Regions from separate parts of the Homo sapiens genome. Here region 1 is linked to region 2. Evidence: read pairs that join two places in POLR2A ChIA-PET (ENCODE). Cell type or tissue: PC-3. All regions are shown on one strand. Each heading gives the region's core, and the rest is flanking DNA. Links, peaks and the distances in the headings are about the cores only. Region 1 holds the start of LINC02080 (long intergenic non-protein coding RNA 2080). Region 2 holds the start of ST6GALNAC2 (ST6 N-acetylgalactosaminide alpha-2,6-sialyltransferase 2).

Evidence for each region. ChIA-PET counts read pairs that join two places held together with the same protein. Peaks named below come from ENCODE experiments on the same cell type or tissue, not always from the same donor. Only the 100,000 strongest peaks of a DNase experiment are listed, where the experiment ranks them.
Region 1: POLR2A ChIA-PET joins it to region 2 with 7 read pairs; 3 of 35 experiments call an interaction of 5 or more read pairs at or near these places.

The regions. Positions count from the first base shown.
Region 1 is chr17:76,791,392-76,807,265 of GRCh38, forward strand. LINC02080 (long intergenic non-protein coding RNA 2080) reads left to right here and starts at 7,653. Exons shown (of 3, transcript NR_110837.1): 1 at 7,653-8,153; 2 at 12,794-14,562; 3 at 14,897-15,711. It also overlaps a transcript of MFSD11 not described here. RefSeq lists an enhancer at 13,085-13,608. In PC-3, for the core only: no CTCF peak of the experiment used is centred there; a DNase peak (open chromatin) is centred at 6,240.
Region 2 is chr17:76,585,363-76,601,236 of GRCh38, forward strand. It overlaps ST6GALNAC2 (ST6 N-acetylgalactosaminide alpha-2,6-sialyltransferase 2), which reads right to left and starts at 498. Exons shown (of 9, transcript NM_006456.3): 1 at 322-498. The coding sequence starts at 446. RefSeq lists silencers at 255-594, 645-934, 15,725-15,874 and enhancers at 803-1,484, 1,485-2,165, 15,870-15,874. In PC-3, for the core only: a CTCF peak has its summit at 8,157; a DNase peak (open chromatin) is centred at 8,119; H3K27ac peaks cover 1,703 bases.

The DNA.
Region 1 (15,874 bases), core at 4,296-9,295, 200 kb after region 2:
GCCTGTTTAACTTTTTTTTTTAAATTGGTTTAGTTTTCTCAGTTTTATATCTTAGAAAGGGATCTTTTGGGATAATTGTCACTGAACCGAAAGCAATTTGATGACTCATATTGTAGACACTGTGAGAACATGTTGAGGAAAAAACAGATGTTTTCTTCTCTACTTCTTTGTGGTTGGCGCGCTGGGGAGGTAGCCTGCTGAATCCATGTGCCGTGGGGGAGCCGCACGGGGTGTCTGGGCTGGCTCTCCTCCCACAGGTGGCTGCCCCCCAAGCTGTACCCTATTCTGCAGGAAATGATTTGTTTGGCAGCCAGAGCTTGCTTTCCACTAAAGAACATTGCCTTGGCTCTGGCAAACCCTTTGACTTAGGAACCATTTTGGCCTGTCCCATTATTTTGCAGAATGAAGCGCTTTGGGTTTGCTATACAGCTGGTTTTGGTTTTTTGCTTGTTTTTTTTTTTTCTTTTTTCTTTGTGTTCCCCCCCGCCCCGAGAGATCAACTCTTTCATTTTATCCCTTTCTGGATCAGAAACCATTGAAACCAGTGAAAGAAGAATAGCCCAGTGCAGGGCACTCACGTCTATTCAACACTGAATCCTTAATATGCTAGATGAGCCCAGCACATTTCATACAGTGCCATGGTGCCCTCCACGGCCTGACCTTCCAAAGCGAATTTTCTCTGCTAGAGACATCACTAATATATATTGAGTGCTTACCTACATACCAGGCACCCTTTTTTTTTTTTGAGACAGAGTCTCACTATATTGCCCAGGCAGGAGTGCAGTGGCACTATCTTGGCTCACTGCAACCTCTGCCTCTAGGGTTCAAGCAATTCTCCTGCCTCAGCCTCTTGAGTAGCTGGGATTACAGGTCTGCATCACCACATCCAGCTAATTTTTGTATTTTTAGTAGAGAGGGGGTTTCACTATGTTGTCCAGGCTGGTCTCGAGCTCCTGACTTCAAGTGATCCACCCATCTCAGCCTCCCAAAGTGTTAGGATTACAGGCATGAGCCACTGCACCCGGTGTAGGCGTTCTTTTATTTTTCTTTTCTTTCTTTTTTTTTTTTCCGGGCTCTCTTTAAAGCATGTTACAAGTAATTATCAACTAGAAACCATTATCCCCATTTTATAGATGAGAAAACCAAGGCACAGAGAGATCAAGTAACATATCCAAGATGGCAGAGCAGGTAAGTGCAGATAAGGACCCGCCTAAATTTGTCCATGTCCTGATTGCTGGAACCTGTGAATATGTTAGTTCCATGGTAACGGGGAATTGAGGTTGCAGGTGCAATTAAGGCTGCTAATCAGCTCACCTTGAGATGGGGAGATTATCTGGAATTAGCTGAATGGGCCCAATATAATGTCAGGTCCTTAAAGTGGAAGATTATCAGGGAACCTGCCCCCAATAGTCATGTAGGTTCTTTTCTATTTTCCCTAAGCATCCGCCGGGTTGAGAAATAAAGGGACAGAGTACAAAAGAGAGAAATTTTAAAGCTGGGCATCTGGGGGAGACATCACATGTCGGTAGGTTCCTTGATGTCCCACAAGCTGCAAAACCAGCAAGTTTTTATTAGTGATTTTCAAAGGGGAGGGAGTGTATGAATAGGGTGTGGGTCAAAGAGATCACATGCTTCACAAGGTAATAGAATATCACAAGGCAAATGGAGGCAGGGCGAGATCACAGGATGGGCGAAATTAAAATTGCTAATGAAGTTTCGGGCACGCATTGTCATTGATAACATCTTATCAGGAGACAGGGTTTGAGAGCAGACAACCAGTCTGATCAAAAATTTATTAGGCGGGAATTTCCTCGTCCTAATAAGCCTGGGAGCACTATGGGAGACTGGGGCTTATTTCATCCCTACAGTTTCGACCATAGAAGATGGCCACACCCAAGGGGGCCATTTTAGAGGCCTACCCTCAGGGCCGCATTCTCTTTCAGGGCTGTTCCTTGCTGAGAAAAATAATTCAGCAATATTTCTCCCATTTGCTTTTGAAAAAAGAGAAATATGGCTCTGTTCCGCCCGGCTCACCAGCGGTCAGAGTTTAAGGTTATCTGTCTTGTTCCCTGAACATTGCTGTTATCCTGTTCTTTTTTCAAGGTGCCCAGATTTCATATTGTTCAAACACACATGCTCTACAATTTGTGCAGTTAACGCAATCATCACGGGGTCCTGAGGCGACATACATCCTCCTCAGTTTACGAGATGACAGGATTGAGATTAAAGTAAAGACAGGCATAGGAAATCACAAGGGTATTGATTGGGGAAGTGATAAGTGTCCATGAAATCTTCACAATTTATGTTCAGAGATTGCAGTAAAGACAGGCATAAGAAATTATAAAAGTGTTAATTTGGGGATCTAATAAATGTCCATGAAATCTTCACAATCCGTGTTCTTCTGCCATGGCTTCAGCCGGTCCCTCCATTCGGGGTCCCTGACTTCCCACAACAGAAGATGGAGGCAGGAGGGTCAGGGTCAGAGTCAAAGTGATGCATTGGGACAAAGATTCAGTCTGCTGTTGCTGGCATTGAAGACAGTGGAAGGGACCACAAGCCATAGAATCTAGGTGGCCACTAGGAGGTGGAAGAGGCAAAGGAACAGTTTCTCCCCTAGAGCCTCCAGGAACAATGCAGCAGCCTTGCTGACACCTTACTTTTAGCCCCAGGAGACCCGTCTTGCACTTCTGACCTCCAGAAGTGTAAGATAATAAAATTGTGTTGCCTTTAAGCCACTCAATGTGATAATTTGCTATAGCAGCAGTAGCAAGCTAATACAAGGAGAGATGGATTTTTAAAAATCTCATCTGGGCTGGGTGTGGTGGCTCACACCTGTAATCCCAGCACTTTGGGAGGCTGAGGTGGGTGGATTACCTGAGGTCAGGAGTTCGAGACCAGCCTGGCCAACATGGTGAAACCCCGTCTCTACTAAAAAATTAGCCGGGCGTGGTGGAGCGCACCTGTAATCCCAGCCACTCAGAAGACTGAGGCAGGAGAATTGCTTGAACCCAGGAGGTGGAGGTTGCAGTGAGCCTAGATCACGCCACTGCACTCCAGCCTGGGTGAAAGAGCGAGACTCCGTCTCAAAGAAAAAAAAAAAATTAGCCAGGCGTGGTGGCAGGCACCTGTAATCCCAGCTATTTAGGAGGCTGAGGCAGGAGAATCACTTGAACCTGGTAAGCAGAGGTTGCAGTGAGCCAAGATCATGCCATTGCACTTCAACCTTGGCGACAGAGCAAAACTCTGTCTCAAAAAAAAAAAAAAAAAAAATCTGAAGAAGATGTACTCTTTTTTTTTTTTTTTTTTTTTTTTTTGTTTTGAGATGGAGTGTCACTCTGTCACTCAGGCTGGAGTGCAGTGGTGTGATCTGGGCTCACTGCAACTTCCACCTCCCAGGTTCAAGCGATTCTCCTGCCTCAGTCTCCCAAGTAGCTGGGATTACAGGTGCCCGTCACCATGCCCAGCTAATTTTTTTTGTATTTTTAGTAGAGACGGGGTTTCACCATCCTGGCCAGGCTGGTCTCGAGCTCCTGACCTCGTGATCCACCTGCCTCGGCCTTCAAAAGTGATGGGATTACAGGCATGAGCCACCACACCCAGCCGAAAATGTACTCTTAACCACAGTCAGTCCTCCATAACCATTTTGTATTGTAGGTTCAAACAACCATGGATCGAAAATATGGGGAAAAAAATTGTATCTGTACTGAACATGTGCAGACTTTTTTTCTTATGAGTCCCTAAACAATGGTGTATAACAACTATTTACATAGCATTTACATTGTATTAGGTATTGTAAGTAATCTAGAATTGTAGTAATTACGGGCTCATGCCTGTAATCCCAGCACTTTGGGAGGCTGAGGCGGGCGGATCACCCAAGGTCAGGAGTTCGAGACCAGCCTGGCCAACATGGCGAAAACCTGTTTCTACCAAAAAAAAAAAAAAAAAAAATTAGCCAGACGTGGTGGCGTGAGCCTGTAATCCCAACTACTTGGGAGGCTGAGTCAGGAGAATTGCTTGAACCTGGGAGATGGAGGTTGCAGTGAGCTGAGATTGCACCACTGTACTCCAGCCTGGGTGACAGAACGAGACTCCATCTCCCAAAAAAAAAAAATTATAAAGTATGCAGGAAGATGTGTGTAGGTTATATGCAAATACTATGCTATTTTATATCAAGGACTTGAGCATCTGCAGGTTTTGGTATCTGAGGGATGACTGGGATGACTACACATCTTTCATGATGTTGACAATCAGTGGAAGATGAGGGATGTTGTAATTTTGATTAAATTTCTCCATTCAGAAAATGGTGGTGCTTTCTAATTTCCTACCAGATCAGCTCACTGCAAGCTCCACCTCCCGGGTTTACACCATTCTCCTGCTTCAGCCTCCTGAGTAGCTGGGACTACAGGTGCCCGCCACCACGCCCGGCTAATTTTTTTTTTTTTTTTGTATTTTTTTAGTAGAGACGGGGTTTCACCATGTTGGCCAGGATGGTCTCGATCTCCTGACCTCGTGATCCACCTGTCTCAGACTCCCAGAGTGCTGGGATTACAGGTGTGAGCCACCACGCCTGGCCGATCAGGCCCATACTTCTTTGCCTGACACTGAACAATTCCTAAAACCTCATCCTGCAAAACCATACCTGCTCCATGCAAAACCAAAACTTCAAGACTCTAAAACCATGCCAGTCTCCAAAACATACCCTTTTCTGTAGACACATTTATTTTATTCTTGTTTCATGAATACATTTTACTTCAACATCTCTGCCTTTGTTCATATTGTATTTCTTTGTGGAATGACCTCTCTTTCTCCTTCCTTCTATCCAAATCCTATTCATCTTCAGGACCTGGCATAAGTCCCACCTCCCTGTGAAGCCTTTTCGGACCACAGCAGCCTTTTCCTGACTTTAGTGAAGTTCCCACAGACTGAATCACACCTCATCTTGCATTGCTTCCTTTTCCCCCATGTGTTTTTCTTGTTCTCACAACTATATTAACTCTTGGGGGGAAGGACTGTCATTTACAGTCTACATCGTACAGTCTACAGTCTAATATCCTCGACATTGACTAGTCTGATGACTTCCAACACCAAATCTCTGGGGGTTTCTCTTCCACACCAGCCGACTCTGCAGCACCAGCTGGGTGTTCAACAATTCAGTTCAATCCTGACACTACCAGGAGTTAGCACCGACCCTCACAGGTTAAGTAAGGTCTCAGTCCCACAAGACTACCATTACCAGAAAGGGATCCTGATGCAGACTCCAAGAGAGGGTTCTTGGATTTCACACAAGAAAGAATTCCGAGGCTGGGCACGGTGGCTCATGCCTGTAATCCCAGCACTTTGGAGGCCGAAGTGGATCTGAGGTCAAGAGTTTGAGACCAGCCTGGCCAACATGGTGAAACCCCATCTCTACTAAAAATACCAAAAAAAAAAAAAAAAAAATTAGCTGGATATGGTGGCACGAGCCTGTAGCCCCAGCTACTTGGAAAGCTGAGGCTCGGTTGGGCACGGTGGCTCATGCCTGTAATTGCAGCACTTTGGGAGGCCGAGGCAGGCAGATCACGAGGTCAGGAGTTCGAGACCAGCCTGACCAACATGGTGGAAACTCATCTCTACTAAAAATACAAAAAATTAGCCAGCTGTGGTGGCAGGCGCCTGTAGTCCCAACTACTTGGGAGGCTGAGGCAGGAGAATTGCTGGAACCCAGGAGGTGGAAGTTGCAGTGAGCTGAGATCGCACCACTGTACTCCAGCATGGGCGACAGAGCGAGACTCTTCCTCAATTAAAAAAGAAAAAAGAAAAAAGAAAAGAAAGTAAAGAAACAAAAGAATGGCTACTCCATAGACAGAGTAGCCCTGAGGACTGTTGGTTTATTTTAAGGTTGTTTTTTGATCAGTTGCTAAGCAAGGGATGGATTTTTTAAGAGTTTTCTGGAAAAGGAGCGAGCAAGCCCCAGAACTGAGGGTTCCTCCCTTTTTAAGCAATATAGGGATATAGGGTAACTTCTGGGCATTGCCACGGCATTTGTAAACTGTCACGGCTCTAGTGGGAGTGTCTATTAGTATGCTAATATGTTATACTTAGCATATAATGAGGTTGAGGATGACTAAAGTTCCCTTTAGTCGCTGTGTTGGTTTTGGTGGGTTTGGGCTGGCTCTTTTTCTTTTACAGCATCCTGTTGTATTTATTATCAGGGTCTTTATGACCTGTATCTTGTGATACCAGTCCTGAGGACCTCCTGTCTCATCCTGTGACTAAGAATGCCTGACATCCTGGGAATGCGGGGCAGCAGGTCTCAGCCCCATTTTACCCAGCCCCTATTTAAGTTGGAGTTGCCCCAGTTCAAATGCCTCTGACACTACCCCCACTTACTTCAGATGCCAGTCCTAAATCCAGGCCGTCCATACTTCTTACTGACCAGCTGTAAAGGGAGGGGAGTTCCTATAATCCCCAGCTCATATTTGATAATTTGCTAGAATGGCTTGCAGAACTCAGGAAAACATTTTTTTTTTTGAAACAGGGTCTCACTTTGTTGCCCAGGCTGGAGTGCAGTGGTGCTATCATAGTTCACTGCAGCCTCAAACTCCTGGGCTCACGTGATCCTCCCACCTCAGCCTCCCGAGTAGCTGGAACCACAGGTGCGCACCACCACGCCCGGTTAATGTTTTAAATAAATTTATGTAGAGATGGGGTCTCACTATGTTGCTCAAGCTGGTCTTGAACTCCCACGCTCAAGCAATCCTCCCACCTCAGCCTCCCAAAGTGCTGGGATTACACGTCGGAGCCACCATGCCTGGCCCAGGAAAACAATTTACTTAAAATTGCCAGTTTATTGTAGAGGATACAACTCAAGAAGAGCCAAATGGAAGAGATGTGTAAGGTGAGCTTGGGGTGGGGATGCAAAGCCTCTATGCCCCGTCCAGGGATGCCACCCTCCCAGCACCCCATGTATTCACCAACCTCGAAGCTCATCACGTCTCCAGATTTGAGAGATTTTATGCAGCTTAATGGCAGCCTCCTCCCTGCCCTTTCAGGAGATCAGTGGGTGGGATGAAACGCCCAACCTTCTAATCACTTGGTCTTTCTGGTGACCAGTCATTTGTGAGACTATATGGGGACCCCACCCTTTGTCACCTCAGTACATGTGTTATCAGAGAGGCTCATAACAACCAAAGACACTCCTGTCTTTCAGGAAATTCCAAGGCTTGTAGGAGTTCTGTGCCACTGAGGACAAAGACCAAATATATTTCTTATTATATCACATCTAGTAAAGGTCTGAGCCTCAAGGTGACTCTCGGGAAGTGGTTAGCAACCAGTGAGCTGTTGCTCTATTATGATTTAGAAAATAAGGAAATGAGGCAGGGCATGGTGGCTCATGCCTGTAATCCCAACACTTTGGGAGGCTGAGGCAGGAGGATCACCTGAGGTCAGGAGTTCGAGACCAGCCTGACCAACGTGGCAAAGCCCCGTCTCTACGAAAAATACAAAATTAGCCAGGCATGGTGGCACATGCCTGTAATCCCAGCTACTCGGGAGGCTGAGGCGGGAGAATTGCTTGAACCCAGGAGGCGGAGGTTGCAGTGAGCCAAGATCGCACCAGTGTACTCCAGCCTAGGCAACAAGAGTGAAACTCCATCTCAAAAAAAAAAAAAAAAAAAGAAAATATGGAAATGCAATAGATTCAGAATCATAAGATGTAGACACAGAAGGAATCTTGGAGAACATTTAAAACTTAGGGAACTCTTGAGACAAAATCTCACTCTGTCACCCAGGCTGGAGTGCATTGTCACGATCTTGGCTCACTGTAACCCCTGCCTCCCAGTTCAAGCAACTCTCGTGCCTCAGCCTCCCAAGTAGCTGGGATTATAGGTGCCCACCACAATGCCTGGCTAATTTTTGTAGTTTTAGTAGAGATGGGCTTTCACCATGTTGGCCAGGCTGGTCTCGAACTCCTGACCTCAAGTGATCCACACACCTCAGCCTCCCAAAGTGCTGGGATTACAGGTGTGAGCCACCACGTCCTGCCTTATTATTATTTTTGAGACACAGTCTTGCTCTGTCACGCAGGCTGGAGCCATGTCAGCTCAATGCAACCTCTGCCCCCCTGGATTCAAGCAGTTCTCCTGCCTTGGCCTCCTGAGTAGCTGGGATTACAGGTATGTGTCACCACGCCCGGCTAATTTTTTGTATTTTTAGTAGAGACTGGGTTTCCTGACCTCAAGTGATCCACCCACCTCGGCCTCCCAAAGTGCTGCGATTACAGGCGTGAGCCACTGCGCTGGGCTCATGGTTCCTAATTATATCGCAGAACCACACCTCTGTGTCCCAAACATTATTGCAAAGCATTTCTCTTCTCCCACCTTGTTCCCACCCCCAACCTTGCCCAAAGCTTAAAGCTTACAAGTCACCTAAATATTCTATTAGGGGAAAAAAACTCCAGCATGTTTTATTATCTGATCAGATGCATCATCTCATACCCCCTTTCCCCATGATTTCTCCTGCATTTCTTCTTGCTATTCCAGCCACTCCTATAGCCTTTTCTTCTCTTTTTTTCTTTTTCTTTTTCCTTTTTTTTTTTTTTTTTTGAGACCGAGTCTCCCTCCGTTGCCCAGGCTGAAGAACTGTGGTGTGATCTTGGCTCACTACAACCTCTGCCTCCTGGGTTCAAGTGATTTTCCTGCCTCAGCCTCCAAAGTGGCTGGGATTACGGGCACCCGCCACCACTCCCAGCTAATTTTTGTATTTTTAGTAGAGACGGGTTTCACCATGTTGGCCAGGCTGGTCTCGAACTCCTGGTGTCAAGTGATCCACCTGCCTCGGCCTCCCAAAGTGATGGGATTACAAGTGTGAGCCACTGTGCCTGGCTTAGCCTTCGGTTTTGCTATTTTCTCTTTTTACTAAGTATCTGGCTAAAAGGGTTTTCTTGGAGCTAGTACTGAAGTGGTATCCTTAAGGGAGGTAAAAAGTCCAAAAGCTGGCTTAAGTGTCCAGTAAGGAATCACTTAATTTGGCACAGAGGGAAGCATTGCCTCTGTAATGGTCACCTATGAAATCCTTTCCAATTAAACAGCCTTCTCCTTTGTGCTGTAGTCTCTTTGTATTGGTGTGGCCATTTGTCTGTGGGTAATAGCCAACTCGCAATGGATTGTTGCTGCTATTAATCTTTTTTTCAAGAAAGAAAATGACACACATAATAACCTGTTTGAAAAAGCCCTTTAATGGTACATTATTATTTGTTGTCTGGCTACAGAACAGTGAGGGCAGTGCATAGCTGTCTATACACTTTTCTTGCTGCTACAGAACTGATTGACTGCAGTAAAATAACCTTAAGATGTGTTTCTATGTTTCAGTGTAGAGGGTATACTTAGAATTTCCTGTATTTATCCTTCTATTAATACCATACTCAGACTGGGTGCAGTGGCTCACACCTGTATTCCTAGCACTTTGGGAGGCCAAGGCAGGCAGATCACCTGAGGTCAGGAGTTCAAGACCAGCCTGGGCAACATGATGAAACCCCATTTGTACCAAAAATATAAAAATCAGCTGGGCGCAGCAGCACGTGCCTGTGATCCCAGCTACTTGGGAGGTGGAGGCAGGAGAATCGCTTGAACCTGAGAGGCAGAGGTTGCAGTGAGCCGAGATGGCACACTGCACTTCAGCCTGGGCAACAGAGGGAGACTCGGTCTGAAAAAAAAAAAAGGAATAAAAGAATGGCTACTCCAGCCGGGTGTGGTGCCTCACGTCTGTAATCCCAGCACTTCGGGCGGCTGAGGAGAGTGGATCACTTGAGGCCCGGAGTTCGTGACCAGCCTGGCCAACATGGCAAAACTCCGTCTCTACAAAAAACTTAAAAAATTAGCCAAGCTTGGTAGCATGCACCTGTAGTTCCAGCTTTGAGCCCAGGAGGCAGAGGTTGCAGCGATCTGAGATCATGGCCTGCACTCCTAGCCAGGGGCACAGAGCAAGGCTCTGTCTCAAAAAAAAAAAAAAAAAAAAAAGGAAAAGAAAAGAAAAAGGAAGAAAAAGAAATAATAGCTACTGCATAGGCAGAGCAGCATTTTTTTTTTTTTTTTTTTGAGACCAAGTCTCACTCTGTCACCCAGGCTGGAGTGCAATGGCATGATCTCAGCTCACTGCAACTTCCGCCTCCCAGGTTCAAGCAATTCTCCTACCTCAGGCTCCCGAGTAGCTGGGATTACAGTCATGCACCACCACGCCTGGCTAATTTTGCATTTTTCGTAGAGACAGGATTTCACCATGTTGACCAGGCTGGTCTCAAACTCCTGACCTCAGGGATCCACCTGCCTTGGCCTCCCAAAGTGCTGGGATTACAGGTCTGAACCACCGTGCCTGGCCCAGAGGTCACTTTAGTTACCATCTTGCTTTTGGTGGGTTTGGCTGGCTTCTTTACTGCATTCTGTTTTATCAGCAGGGTCTTTAAGACTTGTATCTTGTGATACCAGTCCTGCTGACCTCCTGTCTCATCCTGTGTCTAAGAATGCCTGACCTCCTGGGAATGCAGCCCATTAGGTCTTGGCCTCATTTTACCCACCCCCTATTCAAGATAGAGTCGCTCTGGTTTCAGATGCCTCTGAGGCAATTACTGGGCTGGGCACGGTGGCTCACACTTAGCACTTTGGGAGGCCAAGGTGAGCGGATCACTTTAGGTCAGGAGTTCAAGACCAGCCTCGCCAACTTGGTGAAAGCCCATCTCTACTAAAATACAAAAAAAATTAGCCAGGTGTGGTAGTGGGCACCTGTAATCCCAGCTTCTCGGAAGGCTAAAGCAGGAGAATCGCTTGAAGCCAGGAGGCAGAAGTTGCAGTGAGTCCCGATTGTGCCACTGCACTCCAGCCTGAGTGACAGAGCAGAACTCTGTCTCAAAAACAACAACAACAAAAACAATTACTGTCATAAAAATGATAATAACAAGTATTGATGAAGATTTGGAGAAACTGGAACCCTCACATATGGCTAACAAGAATGTAAAATGGTACATCTATTTTGGAAAACAATTTGGCAGTTTCTCAAAATATTACACATAAACCGACCATACAACTCAGCAACTCTAACTCTTAGAAATTTACTTTCACAAAGTCATGCACTTGAGTGTTCCGAGCAGCGTTATTTATAATAGTCAAAAACTAGAAACAGTTGACATGCCATCCACGTGTAAATGTATAAAATGTGGTTTATCCGTACAGTGGAGGGCTGGGCACATGGCTCACACTTGTAATCCCAGCACTTCGGGAGGCCGAGGCAGGCAAATCACTTAAGGTCAGGAGTTCAAGACCAGCCTAGCCAACATGGTGAAACCCTCTGTCTACTAAAAATACAAAAATTAGCTGGGCATGGTGGCATGCACCTGTAATCCCAGCTACCGCATGAGTACACTCAGACAATTGCAAAGGAGTTCCACTCCTCTCACCTTGGGGTCAGCACCTACCCCCATTACACCCATGATCAGCAGGAAGAAGTTAGAGCAGTCTTCACCCTTTTTCCATATTCATTAGCCAACACCTTAAGATTAAGGTGTTATAAAACCCAAAGCGAGGCCAGGAGATCGAGTCCATCCTGGCTAACACGGTGAAACCCCATCTCTACTAAAAATACAAAAAATTAGCCGGGCGTGGTGGCAGGCACCTGTAGTCCCAGCTACTCGAGAGGCTGAGGAAGGGGATGGTGTGAACCCGGGAGGCAGAGGTTGCAAGGAGGTGAGATCGTGCCACTGCACTCCAGCCTGGGTGACAGAGTGAGACTCCGTCTCAAAAAAACAAAAACAAAAACAAAACAAACAAAAAAAAACCCAAAGCAAGAGATTGAAAGTGCCATGGCAAAATTATAACTGAGACAGTGAAAGAGATCTGACCTAACCAACTCCATCTTGCTTTGCATCTCCAAGCTGTTCTTATTCATTCCTGGGCACAGACCGAACTAACTTTGGAAGGAACTTGGTTTATAGTTTAAAACAATGACGATAACAGCCCTTTACCAAAACAAAGTTCCTTCTTGCCTGGAGACTAGACTGCCTTTGTCGGACTAACAAATTAGCCACAAGATTAGAATTTATGGTTTAGGAGTCATGCAGCTGGAGGATACAAGATTCTGACCCTCCTTAAACTGCTCCTAAGATCAGTGTTTGAGATGTTTTGCAGACCCTGCACTCGATGGATCATCTGGCACCACCCAGATCGATAAAATGGCCCATCTGATCTTATGGCCCCTGACCTGGGAATTGACTCCAGCACAAAAGGACAGCTTCAGTTCTGCATGATTTCATCTCTGACCCAACAGTCAGCACTCTTGACTCAATGGCCTTCCCTCCCACCCCCACCAAATTATCCTGAATTAAAAACTGTGATCCCAGAATGCTCAGGGAGACTGATTTGAGTAATAATAAAACTTTGGTTTCCCACACAGCCGGCTCTGCCTGAATTACACTGTCTGTATTGCAAATTCCCCTGTCTTGATAAATTGGCTCTGTCTAGGCCGTGGGCAAGGTGAGCCCGTTGGTCAGTTACAACCATGCTCAGCTAATTTTTTGTATTTTTTGTAGAGATGGGGTTTTGCTGTGTAGCCCAGGCTGGTCTTGAACTCTGGGCTTAAGGGATCCCCCCATCTCAGCCTCCCAAAGTCCTGGGATTACAGATGTGAGCTACCATGCCCCGCCTAACTGAGTAGCTTTACTTATTTATTTAAAAAAATTAGTTTTATTTTTTATATCGTAAGCCTTACTTGCAAAATGAGTAGCTTTCAATAGATGATCTTTCTCTCTTTTTTTTTTTTTGAGATGCAGTCTTGCTCTGTCAACCAGGTTGGAGTGCAGCGGCGCAATCTTGGCTCACTGCAACCTCTGCCTCCCGGGTTCAAGTGATTCTCCTGCCTCAGCCTCCCAAGCAGCTGGTATTACAGGTGCCCGCCACCACGCCCAGCTAATTTTTGTATTTTTAGGAGAGACAGAGTTTCACCATCTCGGACAGACTGGTCTTGAACTCCTGACCTCGTGATCCACCTGCCTTGGCCTCCCAAAGTGCTGGGAAATGACAGGTATGAGCCACTGCGCCTGGCCAGTGATCTCTTCTTACTGCACTCTGTGACTTGCCTTGAATTCCTTCCTGCACAAGATCCAGGAACCCTCCCTTAGGGTCTGGGTAGGGACCCCTTTTTCTGGCAACAGAGACTTTAAATACTTTTATGACTGCCTCTGATAGATTGTTCTACACATCTGTCCTTTTTGTTAACATGATTATAGGAAATGTAATTTAGGGCACCAAGAGAAGATCTATTCACGGAACACAGGAGTGAATACACACTGCCTCTGTATTGATGGAACTCATGCTGGGCCATTAAGTATTTATCCATGTATGCAAATGAGCATTGTTTTCAAGATATTGAGCCTCTCCTACCTTTCCTTCTAACTGATCCAAATCAGAATAACCTGATTGGTGAGCTGAGCTTCACCTCTAACTTGACTTGTTGTTGTGCTGCTATTGGTAATGAGGTGATACTAAGGGACTTTTTATGTTGATAGTGTGAGCGTCTCACATGCATGGGATAGGTAGGGTATGTGGGCCCTGGGTTTTGACTAGGTGAGATGCGAGGAAATACTTTTTTCTCTTTTTTTTTTTTTTTTTTTGAGATAGAGTTTCGTTCTTGTTGCCCAGGCTGGAGTGCAATGGTGCGATCTCAGCTCACTGCAGCTTCCACTTCCTGGGTTTAAGCGATTCTCCTGCCTCAGCCTCCTGAGTAGCTGAGATTACAGGCACCTGCCACCACTCCCGGCTAATTTTTTGTATTTTTAGTAGAAACAGGGTTTCACCATTTTGGACAGGCTGGTCTCAAACTCCTGGCCTCTGGTGATCTGCCTGCCTTGGCCTCGCAAAGTGCTGGGATTACAGGCATGAGCCACTGTGCCTGGCCTTTTTTTTTTTTTTCACCATTTTTTGAGACGGGGTTTCACTCTGGCCCAGGGTGGAGTGCAGTGGGACTACAGGCATATGCCACCATGCCCGGCTAAATTTTGTATTTTTTAGTAGAGATGGGGTTTCACCATGTTAGCTAGGCTGATCTCGAACTTCTGACCTCATGCGACTCACCAGCCTCGGCCTCTCAAAGTGCTGGGATTACAGGCATGAGCCACCACGCCTTGCCAGATATGAGGAAATACTACCCACTTTGGCAGAGTGCTTTATCCTTGCTAAAATACCTTACCCCAAATGCAAGAAACAAATCTTATTCCTGTTTGTTTTTTGAGACGGAGTTTGCTCTTGTTGCCCAGACTGGAGTGCAACTGCGTGATCTCAGCTCACCGCAACCTCTGCCTCCTGGTTTCAAACCATTCTCCCACCTCAGCCTCCCGAGTAGCTGGGATTACAGGCATGCTCCAGCATGCCTGGCTAATTTTATATTTTTAGTAGAGACGGGGTTTCTCCATGTTGGTCAGGCTGGTCTCGAACTCCCGACATCAGGTGATCCGCCTGCCTTGGCCTCCCAAAGTGCTGAGATTACAGGTGTGAGCCACCACGCCCGGCCCTTATTCCTGTTATTATGTGCAGATATTGAGAGGTGACAGCGTGCTGGGAGCCCTCTCAGCCCTCGCTCGCTCTTGGAGCCTCCTTGGCCTCGCTGCCCACTCTGGCCACGCTTGAGGAGCCCTTCAGCCCACCGCTGCACTGTGGGAGCCCCTTTCTGGGCTGGCCAAGGCTGAAGCCAGCTCCCTCAGCTTGCGGGAGGTGTGGCGGGGGAGGTATGGAGGGGGATGCGCAGGCGGAACCGGGGCTGCGCGTGGTGCTTGCGGGCCAGGGCAAGTTCCGGGTGGGTGTGGGCACGGGCGGCCCCGCACTCGGAGCTGCCCGCCAGCCCCCCGGCCCCGCCGCCCCGCCGGCACGGGCAGTGAGAGGCTTAGCACCTGGGCCAGCAGCTGCTGTGCTCAATTTCTCGCCCGGCCTTAGCTGCCTCCCTGCGGGGCAGGGCTCCGGACCTGCAGCCTGCTATGTCTGAGCCTCCCCGCCCCCGCCGTGGGCTCCTGCCCTGCCCGAGCCTCCCCAATGAGCGCCGCCACCTGCTCCAGGGCACCCAGTCCCATCGACCACCCAAGGGCTGAGGAGTGCAGGCGCATGGCGCGGGACTGGCAGGCAGCTCCACTTGCGGCCCAGTGTGGGATCCACTGGGTGAAGCCAGCTGGGCTCCTGAGTCTGGTGGGGACTTGGAGAATCTTTATGTCTAGCTAATGGATTGTAAACACACCAATCAGCACTCTGTATCTAGCTCAAGGTTTGTAAACTCACCAATCAGCACCTTGTGTCTAGTTTAGGGTTGGTGAATGCACCAGTTGGCGCTCTGTATCTAGTTAATCTGGTGGGGACTTGGAGAATCTTTATGTCTAGCTAAGGGTTTGTGAATGCACCAATTGGCACTCTGTATCTAGCTCAAGGTTTGTAAATGCACCAATCAGCACTCTGTGTCTAGCTCAGGGTTTGTAAATACACCAATCGACACTCTGTATCTAGCTAATCTAGTGGGGACCTGGAGAACTTTTGTGTCTAGCTCAGGGATTGTAAACGCACCAATCAGCACTCTGTCAAAATGGACCAATCAGCTGTCTGTAAAACAGACCAATCGGCTCTCTGTAAAATGGACCAATCAGTAGGATGTGGGTGGGGCCAAATAAGAGAATAAAAGCAGGCTGCCCGATGCTGCAGTGGCAACCACCTCAAGTCTTTTGGAAGCTGTGTTCTTTTGCTGTTTGTGGTATTGCTGCTGTCTGCTCTTTGGGTCCATACTGCTTTTATGAGTTATAGTACCACAAAGGTTTGCAGCTTCACTCCTGAAGTCAGGGAGAGCTGGAACCCACAGGGGGGAACGAACAACTCTAGAA
Region 2 (15,874 bases), core at 5,675-10,674:
TTTCGACAATAGAAAGTGTACTTATCAGGCCGGGGAGGACTTCACCAACAAGGGGCACCGGGGCGGGTCGCCAGTGCACAGGGGCGAGGTCTTCCTTGGACCCAGGCAAAGGCCGCGGGGTCCGGGCAGCGCGAGGTCAAGGCTGGGAGAGGGTTCTGGCGACAAAGGGCCGCGGCCGAGTCCTCGCTGAGAGCTGCCCCAGAGGGGTCCACGCGGAGGTTGGGCTGAGGGCTGCGGGCCGCCGGGGAGCCCTGGGCTGGGGACCCTCCCCGCGCCCTGGTCGCCCCTGCGCCCTCCCGCTCTGCGCTCGGCAGCCCCTACCTGGCTCCGGCCGCTGGCCCCGGGTACCGCTGCACCGCCGAGAAGTACAGGGCAAAGAGGAGCCCCGAGCAGGCAGCCGTGAGCAGGAGCAGCAGCCAGAAGAACGACCCGCGCGGGAGCCCCATACAGCCCCGGCCCGCGAGCGCCCCGTCCGCTGACGTCCCAGGCAGAAGGGAGAGAACCGGGTGGGCCGGGTGGCACTTGCGGAGGCGGCCGTCTTGCCCTGCCCCGCCCTGCCCGCCGGGTGCCTGCGGCGCCTGCCCGCCCGGCAGCTCCCTCTCGGCCCCGGCTGAGTGGCCAGAGGCTGCCGCACCCTCGGGAGCTGGGCGGCGGGTCCCCCGGGGCTGGAGTGTCGTCCCGGCGCCCAGAGCGCGCGCTCCTTTGGCCCTGCCCCCTGCCCGGGGGACTTCGGCAGCGGCCACTCCTGCCACTGCGCTCTCTCCAGAGCCCAGCCCCGGGAGGCCGCCAGTCTCGGGTTGGGCAGGGCGCTTTCCTCGCGCCGTCCGGGGCTAGCTAGGCGCGGGTAGACGCCGCCACCTGCTGCGCTGGCTGCGCTCTGCCCTCTGCGGGCCCGGCACTCGGCCTCTAGACTCTGTGGCGGGTGGGCGGCGGCCGGGAGGAGATGTGCCCGGCTCCCTCCAAAGGACCCTCAGATCTGTCAGTCTGCGGACGCCAGGACAGCTGGGAGGGGGCGGGCAGGGTGGAGGAGCAAAACCCGACAGCTCAGTCTCTGGGCTGGCGGTAGAGGGGGGAAAAGGGGGTGAGGTGGGGAGCTTGCCGTGATGGGTTTCGTGGGGGAGCTAAGGCTGTCAGCGCTTATTTGGTAACCATCCAGGGTGGCCAGTCCCCTCAATCGCATTGAGTTCCTTTCACAGAACGAGGCCAGTCAGAGAGACCACCTGAAATGTTCAGCACAACGGGTTCCCAAACTTATTGGCACCAGGGACTGGTTTCCTGGAAGACAATTTTTCCACGGAGGGGGGTGGGGGTGGGGGGGTTGGGGATGAAACTGTTCCACCTCAGATCATCAGGCATGAGTTAAGATGCTCTCATAAGGAGCCCGCAACCTAGATCCCTGGCATGCGCATTTCACAAAAGGGTTCGCACTCCTTTGAGACTCTAATGCCGAGGCTGATCTGAAGGAGGCGGAGCTCAGGCGGTAATGCTCCTTCCCCCTCCACTCACCTCCTGCTGCGATGCCCTGTTCCTAACAGGTCTCGGACCAGGCTTGGGATTGGGGACCCCTGGTCTAGCAGGCTCCAGCATCAGAAAGGGCTGGGAAGCTCAGCACCCGTGCTCTCTAAGTGGAACACTCCCTGGCAGTGAGTGATGGATGAGATGGGTGTGCTTCAGTGGCCACTGTTCGGCAAGCTGTGACATGCGGCAGGCTGTGACATGCCCCAGACTCCCAACTGTCAGCAGGCTGCAAGGATGAGAGGGACCTAGGCTACCGTGTCACGGGCCTTTGGCTCTAATCTGTTCTTCATGTATCCGAGGAAGTCTGGGTGCAGCAACAGGTACCTGTCTGATTGCAAGGCTTCCCGAAAACCTCCCAGGGCCTGGGCCTGTGGTCAGGAATGGCCATTCAGTCCATCCAGTCTCAGTACTCCTACCAAGTCAGGGTCACTGGAGGTCACTCACATTGGGCCAGTTCTTTCCTTCACCCCAAGACTGCTCAGCAGAGCCAGACTCATCTTGCTACCCCGCAGATGGGCACTACTTGGAATTTATGGTGTCACGACTTTCATTTCAATCTTTATGGGTTTACTTGTCAAAATTCCTGTAGATGTTACTTATCCCCTGATCACTGGCTTCTCACATTTCCTCAGACCTTCTCTCTGTGCCCATAAATATCCCTCCTAGCCCTTGCTCTCAGTAAGTGCCTTACCCTCTACTTCATGGAGAAAAGGAGAATCATTCATTAGTAATTTATTCAACTTCCACTTACAAACCTACAAACTTGGCCCCCACACACAGCCCAGCCTCTCCCTGCCGGGACTCTAGTCTTTTTTTTTTTTTTTTTTTTTGAAACAGCCTGTTACCCAGGCTGGAGTGCAGAGGCGTGATCTCGGCTCACTGCAACTTCCACCTCCCAGGTTCAAGCGATTCTCCTGCCTCAGCCTCCCCAGTAGCTGGGATTACAGGAGTGCACCCCCATGCCCAGCTTTTTTTTTTTGTATTTTTAGTAGGGATGGGGGCTTTACCACGTTGGCCAGGCTGGTCTCAAACTCCTGACCTCAGGTGATCTGCCCACCTTGGCCTCCCAAACTGCTGGGATTACATGTGCGAGCCACTGCGCCAGGCCTCAGGACTCCAGTCTTAAGAGCTGGGGAGAGGGTGCTCTCCTCCTGTGTGGGAGTTAACCCCCTATCTGTGTTAATAATCCAGGTCCACCTCCAATGCCTTAAATGGCAGTACTCCCCTCACACCAAGATCTCCTATCCACCCACCTGGAGTTCTCCTTCCTCCCATCTTCAGCCTCACAGGACCTCCAGGGTCTCCATCCTTCCCTTTTCTCCCAGTGGGCCAACCCTCTCTCAGCAGCTTTCTTTCCTATCTAGGCAGGACTCCCTGGGTTATAATCTGAGCTACTCCTGCATCAGTAACCCAGATTCTCTTGTGTTCCTGGCTTTCTTCCCAGCAAAACTCTGACCTGGATTCACTCTTGCCTCTGCCTCTCCTGTGCTGCCTGTCCCTGGCCTGGCTGAGTGCTGCAGGGGTCAGGGGTCAGGTGTAGCTCATTCCAGAGTGTGAATTGGGAACACAAGTTTGGCCTCAGCTGGCTCTCAACATCAGCCATTTCCTTATCCTTGCTCAGCTCCAGCTTCTATCCTGCTCAACAATGATTCTAGAACTTACTTCTTTCCTCAAGCCTCCTCTTTTCCCAGCCATACCTGTGAGAAAATGCAGCCCATCAGGAGTGACCTTCAACTTCCCATGCCCCCAAGTTCAAAGTCATCTTTTGTTAAGAACTGTGCAGATTTTGCTCTCCTTACAAGCTAACCAATGAAACTGCCATAGTTCTGTGGATGCTGGTAGAAGACACAAGACTACTGGATCAGAGACAAAGGACTTTATTACTCATGGTGCAGCAAGCAACATAGGCATCATGTTTGTGTCACTTCTCTTTACTCCTCAAGCCCCATGAGAGTGATACAGAGAGGCCCAGGTGAGTGTTGCACACACAATGGGTTTGCAGCACAGCTGAGAATCCCTGAGATAAGGAAACCAGAATCTTTTATAATGGGCTGCAAGCAAACCTGCTCTTGTCCAAGAGGGAGACATTATCTTTATTACGTTGGATAGTGAGGAAATCTGCCCTCTGCTCCAGAGGGAGGCACTATCTTTATCTTCCAAGGCAGTCTGCTGTACCAACAATCTTTTTTTTTTTTTTTCTTTTTTAGACAGAGTCTCGCTCTGTCGCCAGGCTGGGGTGCAGTGGCACGATCTCGGCTCACTGCAAGCTCCACCTCCCGGGTTCACGCCATTCTCCTGCCTCAGCCTCCCAAGTAGCTGGGACTACAGGCGCCCGCCACCACATCTGGCTAATTTTTTGTATTTTTAGTAGAGATGGGGTTTCACCATGTTACCCAGGATGAACTCGATCTCCTGACCTCGTGATCCGCCCGCCTCGGCCTCCCAAAGTGCTGGGATTACAGGCGTGAGCCACTGCACCTGGCCTATACCAACGTTCTTGAAAAGAGCCTGGAACAAAAGGTCAGTTGGTCCCTCTGCTCACAGCATGATCCTGCCCATGCACCCTCACCTTATTGCTCCAGACTCTCCTCCTTCCAGGGAGAGCCAGCCTCTTCACTGTGACCTCCCATTCTTCAGCTCTTGCTTCAGCAGCCCTCCCTGCCCCCTCTGCAAGGTCCTTATCACAGCCTATGAACATGCCCCAAATAGCTCATCCTAAAAAGCAAAGCAAAGCAAAACAAACAAAAAACGCCATGGAGCTGGCCCCCTTCATAGCTACTCTCTTTTTCTTTCATCCAAGTTCTTGGTAGAGAGTCTATTCTGTCTCTGCTTCTTTTTGCATCTGACTTCCTTACCTACGATGCCATTGAAATTGTACCCACTGAAGTCACTAGCAACCATCATCCTTCCAAAGGGAGTCCACATTTTCCAGTTCTAATTCTGCTGCATCTGTCTCTCTGAATTTGACACTTAGCTCCCAGTAATTCCAGCCTGCAACTCTTTGTTCTCATGGTTTCAACAACCAGCTTTCTGTTTGTGACTCCTGAATTAGTCTCCATCTGAGGCCCAGATCTCTATCAGCTGCAAACCTGTTCAGCTGTGTATAAAGGCATCCCTGGAGACCTGCGTTACTTTTTTCTTTCTTTCTTACTGTTTTTTTTTCTTTCTTACTGTTTTTTTTTTTTTTTTTTTTTTGAGTCAGAGTCTCACTCTTGTTGTTCAGACTGTAGTACAGTGGTGAAATCATGGCTCCTGCAGTCTTTTTCTTTTTTTTTGAGACGGAGTCTCACTCTGTTGTCCAAGCTGGAGTGCAGTGGCATGATCTTGGCTCACTGCAACCTCCACCTCCTGAGTTCAAGCTGCCTTGATTCTCCTGCCTCAGCCTCCCAAGTAGCTAGGACCACAGGCGTGTGCTACCATGCCCAGCTAAGTTTTTGTATTTTTAGTAGAGATGGGATTTCACCATGTTAGCCAGGATGGTCTTGATCTCCTGACCTCATGATTTGCCCGCCTCAGCCTCCCAAAGTGCTGGGATTACAGGCGTGAGCCACCGTGCCCAGCTGGCTCCTGCAGTCTTAAACTCCTGGGCTCAAGCGATCCTCCTGCCTTAGCCTCCCAAGTAGCCAGGTCTATAGGCATGTGCCACTATACCCATCTAATTTATTTTTGTTTTAATTTTTGCAGAGACAGGGTCTTGCAGACACAGAGGGCCTACTTCTCATGGGTTTTTCAGGGCTAACTATGGGACTTGAGTATGTGTGGATTTGGTTTGGTTATACGGGCAGTCCTGGAACCAATCCCCCATGGATAATAAGGGATGACTGTATGTAAATACAATTATATAATATATAATTATAAAATTATACTTTTTATAATTACAGAATTTCCTTTACCAGAGTTGTTTTTTTTTTTTTTTGTCTCATGTGTATTTGAATCTTGTTTCAGCCTGAAGATTCCTTTAGTATTTCTTGTAATGTGTGTCTGCTAGCAATAAATCCTCTTACTTTCTGTTTACTTAGAAGTGTCTAGGCACCTGCCACCACACCTGGCTAATTTTTGTATTTTTAGTAGAGACAGGGTTTCACCACGTTGACCAGGCTGGAGTCCACTTTCACTAGAAAGTGGGGCTATAGAGTTCCTCATGCTGGCAGTTCATCTTTTGCAATTTTTTTTTTAAACAGTCTCACTGTATTGCCCAGGCTGGAGTGCAGTGGCGCAATCTCAGCTCACTGCAACCTCCACCTCCCGGGCTCAAACGATTCTCCTGCCTCAGCCTCCAGAGTAGCTGGGATTACAGGCACCTGCCACCACACCCGGCTAATTTTTGTATTTTTAGTAGAGATAGGGTTTCACCGTGTTGGCCAGGCTGGTCTCGAACTCCTGACTTCAAGTGATCCACTTGCCTCGGCCTCCCAAAGTGTTGGGATTACAGGCGTGAACCACCGCGCCCGGCCGCAATGGTTTTTAATTTAATGTTGACTTCCTCATTGATTTGTCATCTTAAAATTCTATTTTTTGAATCAGGAAAATTGATCTGGATGTTTGATAAATCTAAGGAATTGTTAAATTTTAAAATGTGTGGCTAGGTGCGGTGGCTCACACTGTAATCCAGCACTTTGGGAGGCTGAGGCAAGATGATATCTTGAGCCCAGGAGTTTGAGACCAGCCAGGGCAACCTAGTGAGACTCCATCTCTATTTTTAAAAAGAAAGAGGTCAGGTGCAGTGGTTCACACCTGTCATCCCAGCACTTTGGGAGGCCAAGGCGGGCAGATCACCTGAAGTCAGGAGTTTGAGACCAGCCTGGCCAATATGGCAAAACCCTGTCTCTACTAAAAATACAAAATTTAGTCTGGGGTGGGTGGCGGGCACCTGTAATCCCAGCTACTCAGGAGGCTGAGACGGGAGAATCGCTTGAACCCAGGAGGCAGAAGTTGCAGTGAGCCAAGATCACGCCACTGCACTCCAGCCTGTGAGACAGAATGAGACTCCGTCTCAAAAGAAAAGAAAGAAAGAAAATGTGTGATAGTAGCATTGTGGTTATTTTTTAAAAGTGTCCTTATTGTTAATAATACATACTGAATATTTACAAACGAATATGATACATGGAATTCTTTAAAAATAACCAAGTCTGGGCCGGAAGTGGAGAGTGGATGGGGACACAGATGAAACAAATTGGCTATGAGTGTGGCTCATTGTTGGGGCTGTATAATGGGGATATGAGGGTGCATTACAGTATTCTCTCTACTTTTGTATATATTCGAAATTTTCCCTAACAAAAACCTAAATTTTTCTTTTTAGCTGAAATATGCTTCATTAGATATTTCAAAACTATAAGGTTATCCTTAACTTCAATCAAAGTCTTTAAAAGTATATATACATGCTTTTCACATAAGATGAACTATGGATTACGGATTTGCAAAACCAAGAGATCAAAACTTCGAGTACTCTATGTTCTAAAACAACCACATGTAAGCATTTTGTAAAAACATATTTTTACTAAAATCAATTTATTTCTCAGTATCTGAAACTGGCATGAATGTCGAGCAAGTTCCTAATCAAAATGTATTAGATGTTCTAATTATGTGTCAGAGGCTGTTTTTGTCATTTCAATCAAAACCATTTTTAGATGATTGATTATTTTATGAAAAAAAGCAATGATGAAAATTGTTGCAGTTGTATTTCAAGAGTTTATAAAAAGACAAATTTATGCATTGAATTGAAGCTGAGTAGAAACCGAGTTTGGAAAAAGAAAATACAGTTGATGGCTTAAATTTGAATATGAACCGGATATTCTAGATCAGTCAGAAAATGGATTATTAGCACTTGAGATTCACGAAATTAGAGCCTACTGCTTTTCAGGGTTTAAGAAGTTTCTTTTTTATTTTTTTTTATAAACTCATTAATGGGAAGACTTTTTTTTTAACTTCTTGAAAATGTCAACATTTTGAAAAAAATGTTATTTTATCATAAATGAGAAACTAATTTTTTTTTTGAGACCGAGTTTCCCTTTTGTTGCCCAGGCTGGAGTGCAGTGGCGCGATCTTGGCTGACTGCAACCTCCACTTCCTGGGTTCAAGCGACTCTACTGCCCCAGCCTCCCAAGTAGCTGGGATTACAGGTGCACGCCACCACCCTCAGCTATTTTTGTATTTTTAGTAGAGATGGGGTTTCACCATGTTGGCCAGTCTGGTCTCAAACTCACAACCTCAGTTGATCCACCTGCCTTGGCCTCCCAAAGTGCTGGGATTACAGGTGTGAGCCACTGTGCCCGGCCAAACCATTTTTGTTTAATTTCATTTCTACATGGTCGTCAAACGTGCCTATCCAATGAAGCCTTCATAGAAGGCCCAAGAAGACAGAGTTTGGGGAGCTTCTGGATAGCGGAGCATGTGGAGGTTCCAGGAGGGCAGGGTGCCCAGGAAGGGCATGGAAGCTCCGTGTCCCTTCCCCATACCTTGCCCTATGCATTTCTTCATCTGTATCTATTGTGATATCCTTTACAATTAAACTGGTAAACATAAGTGTTTCCTGCCTCTGTGAGCCACTCTAGCAATTTAATTGAACTTGAGGAGTGAGTCATGGGAACCCAAATTTATAGCTGGTTAGTCAGTAGCACAGGTAATACAACCCCTGGGGGTTGTGATGGGAATTGGAAGTGGGAGGGAGCAGTCTTGTGGGACTGAGCCCTCAACCCGTGATCTGATGCTGTCTCCAGGCAGATGGTCTCAGAAGTGAACTGAATTAGAGGACACCCAGCTGGTGTCCGCTGCAGAATTGATTGCTTGCTTGTTGGTGGGGAGAGATCTGCACACATCTGGTCACAGAAGTCTTCTGTGTTGATTGTTGTTGAGTGAGAGCAGAGGAAAAATGCGTGTAGGAAATGCGCACGAAGGAAATGTGCACGTGTGGGAGGGTGGGGCAGGGCCGGGAGCCGGATCCTCATCTTCCCTGGGAGACATCAGTAGATAATCTAAAACATAATTGTCAACGCACACATGTAATTTCGAAGTATGGAGGTAAATGCCAAAGGCTCAGCTGGAAGATTTGAAAGTGGCTGACTCTGCATAGATGAAATAGCAGGAGAGTAGCTGGGGACTACCAATTTTGAAAAACAATATTCTCTCAGGGAATTCACAAGTTGAATTTTATCCTCAGGCCCAGCATCTAGAAAATAAGCCCAAGCTCTGATGCCTCTCATTCAGGGCTCCCAATGAGCTGGACCTCGCCTGCTGCTCTAGTAAGATTCCTGCGTTATATTTTCTGCAACAGCATCACCTACTGTCTTGTAGGCCCCACACGTGCATGTTGCTGTCTCGCCCCATTCTTGTTCCTGCATTCCTCTTTGCCTGGCTTGCTGTTTCTTCCCTCCACCCTCCACCTGCCCCACCATCACCTTTTTCTCCTGCCTTCCTGTGGATTATTTTGCTTTTAGCATTCTGTTTTTGTTTCTTGTTTGTTTGTTTTTTGAGACAGAGTCTCACTCTGTCACCCAGGCTGGTGTGCAGTGGCATGATCTCAGCTCACTGCAACCTCTGCCTCCTGGGTTCAAGCGATTCTCCCACCTCAACCTTCCGAGTAGCTGGGATTACAGGTGCGCATCACCACACCCGGATAATTTTTGTATTTTTAGTAGAGATGGGGTTTCACCACGTTGGCCAGGCTGGTCTCAAACTCTTGGCCTCAAGTGATCCACCGCCTTGGCCTCCTAAAGTTCTGGGATTACAGGCGTGAGCCACCGTGCCCGGCTCCATTGTTTTCTTTATTCCCCATGTTCCATGTTTTCTTCTTTTATCATTTCCTTCTTGTTTGAAGAGCTTCCTTTAGTTATTCTTTCAGGGCAGTTCTTCTGGGGACAATTCTCTTAGTTTTCTTCATCTTGTCTGGACGCTACTGCTTTCCTTGGGTCAGTCTATCTTCGTGGCAATACCACATTGCCTTAATTACTTTAGCTACGTAAACATCTAGATATGTGTGATGTAAGCCCTCTAGCTTTGTGGGATTTCTTCAGTATTGCCTTGGCTATTCTTGGCCTTTTGCATTTCCAAATGTTTTAGAATCAGCTTGTTATTTCTACAAGAATCCTCTTGGGATTTGGTTGGGATCACATTATAGGTTAATGTGAGTAAATGGGATATCCAGAAACATTATATATAGTTCCATGTATTTGGGTTAATTTCTCAATAATATTTCATAGTTTTCAGTATGCAATTGTGCTCATTTTTCCGTAAATGTATACCTAGGCGTTTGGTCCTTTTTTTTTTCAACTTAAACATACTTTATTTACTGATTAAGAACTTATTGTACAGAAAATGTCTTATGTGGTTGATCTTAGCTTTGTTCATGCTGACTTCAGGGGGTCTGGTTCTCTATGCTCAAGATTGTTCGATTGGCCGGGTGCGGTGGCTCATGCCTGTAATCCCAGCACTCTGGGAGGCCGAGGTGGGCGGATCACGAGGTCAGGAGATCGAGACCATCCTGGCTAACACAGTGAAACCCAGTCTCTACTAAAATATACAAAAAATTAGCCGGGCGTGTTGGCGGGTGCCTGTAGTCCCAGCTACTCGGGAGGCTGAGGCAGGAGAATGGTGTGAACCCAGGAGGCGGAGCTTGCAGTGAGCGGAGATCGAGCCACTGCACTCCAGCCTGGGCGACTGAGGGAGACTCTGTCTCAAAAAAAAAAAAAAAAAGATTGTTCGATTGCCGCTGTTGCTGTTGGTTTCTTTTCTTTCAGGCTCAAGGTGAGTACTTTCATAGATCTTAGTTTTCATTCCTTCTCTGGCAATTCTTTCCTGGATTCTTTGCTTTGCATAATTATACCTCCAGTGAAACCAGCATCCCAAAGTCACCAAGATAAATCCCCCTACTCCAACGTCACATGATCTTCTAATTCTACCTTCCTCTGCGCGCGGCTCGCCGGGCTCCAACCGGGGAGGCCATGGGAACGATTCCGAGCCTGCACCCGCCCTCTGTTTGGTGCTTTTTGATGTTATTGTAAACAACCTTGTTTTTAAAATTTCATTTCTTTATTTTTTCATTGCTGACATATAGAAATGCAATGGTTTGTTTAATTACCTGTGTATTGAGATTTTGCTAAATTCACTTTTAAATTTATGTATTTTTGGCCGGGAGCAGTGGCTCACGCCTGTAATCCCAGCACTTTGGGAGGCTGAGGCGGGCGGATCACGAGGTCAGGAGTTCGAGACCAGCCTGAGCAACATGGTGAAACCCCGTCTCTACTAAAAATACAAAAATTAGCTGGGTGTGGTGGCGCGTGCCTGTAATCCCAGCTACTCAGGGGGTTGAGGCAGGAGAATTGCTTGAACCAGGGAGGTGGAGGTTGCAGTGAGCCAAGATTGCGCCACTGCACTCCAGCCTGAGTAACAGAGCGAGACTCCACCTCAAAACAAAAAAATTATTTATTTATTTATTTTTTAGTGATGGAGTCTTGCTCTGTTGTTCTGTAGGCTGGAATGCAAGGGTACAACCACAGCTCACTGTAGCCTCAACCTCCCAGGCTCAAGTGATCCTCCCACCTCAGCCTCCCAAGGAGTAGCTGGGACCACAGGCACACACCACCATGCCTGGCTAATTTTTATGGATTTTTAGTAGAGACAGGGTTTCGCCATGTTGGCCGGGCTGGTCTCGAACTCCTGGGCTCAAGCGATCCACCTGCCTCGGCTTCCCAAAGTACTGGGATTATAGGCATGAGCTACAGTGCCTAGCCTAGTGTTTAATGAGTACAAAGTTTCTGTTATCCATGATGAAAGAGTTCTGGAGATGGACAGTGGTGACCGTTGCACAACATTATGATGTTTGCAATTGTTGAATACATAGAGGGAAGGGTCCCTCTCCTGCCAGGGAAGCTGAAGGACAGATGGCCCTCTCCCTGCTCATGGCAGCCAGAACACAAGCACAGGGCAGAGTCCGCCACCTGGGTGCTCCTGGGACTTTGAATATTGAGAGATTGATACAGAGATGCAGAGATAAAACAGAGTTTCTTTTTGTCGTTGTTGTTGAGACGGAGTCTCGCTCTGTCACCCAGGCTGGAGTGCACTGGCACGATCTCGGCTCACTGCAAGCTCCGCCTCCCGGGTTCACGCCATTCTCCTGCCTCAGCCTCCCAAGTAGCTGGGACTACAGGCGCCCACCACCACATCTGGCTAATTTTTTGTATTTTTAGTAGAGATGGGGTTTCACTGTGTTAGCCAGGATGGTCTCGATCTCCTGACCTCGTGATCCGCCCGCCTTGGCCTCCCAAAGTGCTGGGATTACAGGCGTGAGCCACCGCGCCTGGCCAAGATAAACAGAGTTTCTTACAACTGTGCATGGATAGATCAAGAGTCCACTGGGCTGGTGGCAGATCCCTGGTGGCAGCAATACAATGGCGTTGTCCCAAATGGACAGTTCCAGCAGCAAGATCTTGGATGTAGTCTCACTGCCTGGTCACATGACCACTTATTTGAAGTCAACTTTATACCTTATGAAAGCACTCAGAACTGGATTAAGAAACAGAGGACGTAACTGAGACTTTATGTGTGTGTAGGCGTGGGTGTGTGGTGAGGGCAGTGCCACCCAGTGACCTCCAGCTGGTACTCTGAAACTGTGCATGCCTCCCCAGCCTCCAATCTACTCTGGCTGAGTCCTCTTGGGAAACTCCCAGAGGCTGCACTTTCCCCCAGAATGCAAGACCAGGCAAGCTCTCCTTTTTGCTGCTGGTCCCTAGTGACAATCTCTCACCTCAGCACCAAAACAAAGCAAGTCCTCACCTGCTCCTTTCCCCAGGGAGCCCTGGATCTCAGATGTACTTGCCAAGTCCTGTGTGATTGCCTCCCTGGCTGCTGTCTTACTTCAGAGAGGCAGTTGTGGGGACAGACAGAGTCAGGGACATCTGCTCCAGCCACTGTTCCCCGAGAATCCCGTAGCTGGGTTCCCTTGGAATAAAAAAAGGAAGTGGGGAGGAATGCCAAGGAAGAGGACACTTCGAACATCTCTGAGCTTCACACACTCCAAACGGCAGTAGAGCACTTAAGAGAGGGGACTCCAAAGCCCAACAATCTCAGCTCTATTTGTTAACCGTGTGAACCCAGGGGAAATTACTTAGACTCTCTATGCGTCAGTTTCCTCATCTATAGCACAGAAATGATGATAGTACCAACTTCAAGAGGATTGCTGTGCTCATTAAATGTGCTTGCAACAGTTCTGGAAACAGGAAGCACTATACAAACGTTGGCTGATACAGTCCTGAACAGACTGAAAAGTGATGTGTTGGGGACAGACCTAGGCCTTGAGAAAGACTGGGCTCTTTGTGGAGGAAGAACTACACTGCCAGGCATTGGACAGGGGAAGAGCTGGACTCTGCCTGCAAATCTGGTGTCACCAGATGTGTTGGATTGCTGACAAAGATGGCATTGAATGCACAGCCCTTTGCAATGTGACTTTGTCACTCCTCCTAACAAGAGGCTGAGTCTGTTTACCCACCTGCAGAATGTCGGCAGCTGCATGGGTAACCCCAAGCCAGAGCAGAAGGAAGCTGATCCCAGCACAAATTGCTGATCTGTAAAATCATAAGCAAATACATGGTCATTCTTTTAAACCTTCAGATTTTGGAAGACTTGGAGGGCAGCTTCACAGGTAGTGAAGTTGTTCTTGGGCCCTGTCTTTAGGGTAGAGCTGCTGCTTACACCTGGGGAGCCCCAGGAGTGGTGACATTTTCTTCCTGGGCTCCAACAGGTGCCTCATGATGTGCTGTTTGTTCATCCCTTACCCACAAAGATGGAAGCTGTTATTTCTTATATCACTTCTCTGTTTTGTTTTTTTTTTTTGTTTTTTGTTTTTTCTGAAGCAAGCTCTTACTCTGTCGCCCAGGCTGGAGTGCAGCGGTGCCATCCCAGCTCACTGACCTCCCAGGCTCAATCATCCACCTGCCTCAGCCTCCTGAGTAGCTGGGACTAAGGTATGCACCACTACACTCAGCTAGTTTTTTGTATTTTTTTGTGCAGATAGGGTTTCGCCATGTTGCCCAGGCTGGTCTCAAACTCCTGGGCTCAAGCGATCTGTCTGCCTCAGACACCCAAAGAGATTACAGGCATGAGCTCCCGTGCCTGGCCATCACATACTTCTTGAAAAACTCTAGATGCTGGACCTGGTTGCTGGGCAAATACAAAGCTGTAAGCAGGTTAAAAGAGAATGGCTAATTTGGGAGGACTGCACAACCAGAGGAAGGGAGACCAAAGGAAAGGAGACACCCAGAACTGTCTCCTACTGAAGGAGAATGAGGAAAGGACCAGGTGGGAACTTTAATCAAACAATTATAAGTGTCCTTGCCGGGCGCAATGGCTCACGCCTGTAATCCCAGCACTTTGGGAGGCCAAGGCAGGCCGATCACCTGAGGTCAGGAGTTTGAGACCAGCCTGGCCAACATGGTGAAAACTCGTCTGTACTAAAAATACAAAAATTAGTTGGGTGTGGTGGTGCGCACCGTAATCCTAGCTACTCAGGAGTGTGAGGCAGGAGAATCACTTGAACCCGGGAGGCAGAGGTTGCAGTGAGCTGAGATCGCACCATTGCACTCCAGCCTGGGTGACAGAGCAAGATTCTATCTCAATAATAATAATAATAATAATAATAATAAGCATCCTTGGGCCGGGTGCGGTGGCTCATGCCTGTAATCCCAGCACTTTGGGAGGCCAAGGTGGGCGGATCACCTGAGGTCAGGAGTTCAAGACCAGCCTGACCAACATGGCGAAACCCCTTCTCTACTAAAAATATAAAAATTAGCTGGGCATGGTGGCAGACACCTATAATCCCAGCTACTTGGGAGACTGAGGCAGGAGAATCGCTTGAACCCGGGAGGTGGAGGTTGCAGTGAGCTGAGATTGGCCCAATGTACTCTAGCCTGGGTGACAAGAGGGAAATTTCATTTCAAAAAAAAAAAAAAAAAGGAAGTGTTGCAAGCTTCCAAGGGCAAACGCATTTCCGTAGAAGGGAAAGAGAATTAACCTAACATTGGACTCTCTCTTGTTTCTAACATGAGAAGCTGGAGAACAATTTGGCAAGAGGACAAGTTTCTTGTGAGACGCGTGGGTATATTTATACATTCACAAATGCCCCCAGCCAGAAGTGATGTGTGTCTCCACGCCCAGCTAAGCACTGTGATGAATGATTCTGCTCTGGTTGTCTAAATGGTGTCTGCCTAAGTGAGAAACCTACCTATTCCCTTGGCCCAAACCCCTTTCTTGCCAAGCCTCTCTTCTGTACCCAAATTGTATCGCCTGACATGGTCCTGATTTCACTAGCCCCTGACTCTGAGACAATGATACTCATTGCTGTTTTCTAATACCCCCGAAGCAACGAGCAAGGTTAGACGAGTCCGATGAATCTGTAAGAGAGGAATTCTCCACCCATGCCTGGGGTTGGCTGTGTCAAGAGTTTGTCTTTCATCTCCTCCTACGCTCAGGAGTGCTGTGTCTGTGCAAAATGGCAGGGCGTGCAGACCCTGTTTCTTCCTGCCCTCGCGCTCAGCTAAGGGTAGACACCATATCGTGCATCACCTTGGGTGTGCTATTTGCCTTGAGTTTTTTTTTAGGTGGGGCTGGGGGGACAGGGTCTTACTCTGTCACCCAGCTTGGAGTACAGTGGCGCCGTGATCATGGCTCACTGCAGTCTTGAACTCCTGGGCTCAAGCTATCCTTCCACCTCAGCCTCCTGAGTAGCTAGGACTATAGATGCGCACCACCACACCTGGCTAATTTTTGTACTTTTAGTAGAGATGGGGTTTTGCCATGTTGCCCAGACTGGTCTTGAACTCCTGAGCTCAAGGAATCCGTTTGCCTTGGCCTCCCAAAATACTAGGATACAGGCATAAGCCACCACACCCAACCTGCCTTGAGATTCTGAGGAAGCTGGTGTGTGCGTGAGTGTGTGTGTGTGAGTGTGTGTGTGTGTTTGTGTATGTGAAGGGGGTCGGGGTCAGGCCTCTAGTTCCCTGTTCCCCAGTGCCAACACAGAACTATTCTTTGTGCCCACCCAGTATGTGATAATCCAGAAAATGCCACATTTTTGTATAAACCGATTTGCAAACAATTTTGTAGATAAGTATAAATCCTCAAGCTTGGTACAGTGTACTTTTCTCCTTCTGTGAACACAATGTTTGACTTTAAGCTTTCCTTTAAATACCAGTCAAAGCAGGGAATAGTGACTTATGCCTGTAATCCCAGTACTTTGGGAGGCCGAGGTGGGCCGATCGCTTGAGCCCAAGAGTTCGAGACAAGCCTAGGCGACATCGTGAGACCCTGTCTCTACCAAAAAGAGAGAAAAAAAGTTAACTGGGTGTGGTGGCACATATGCAGGAAGCTA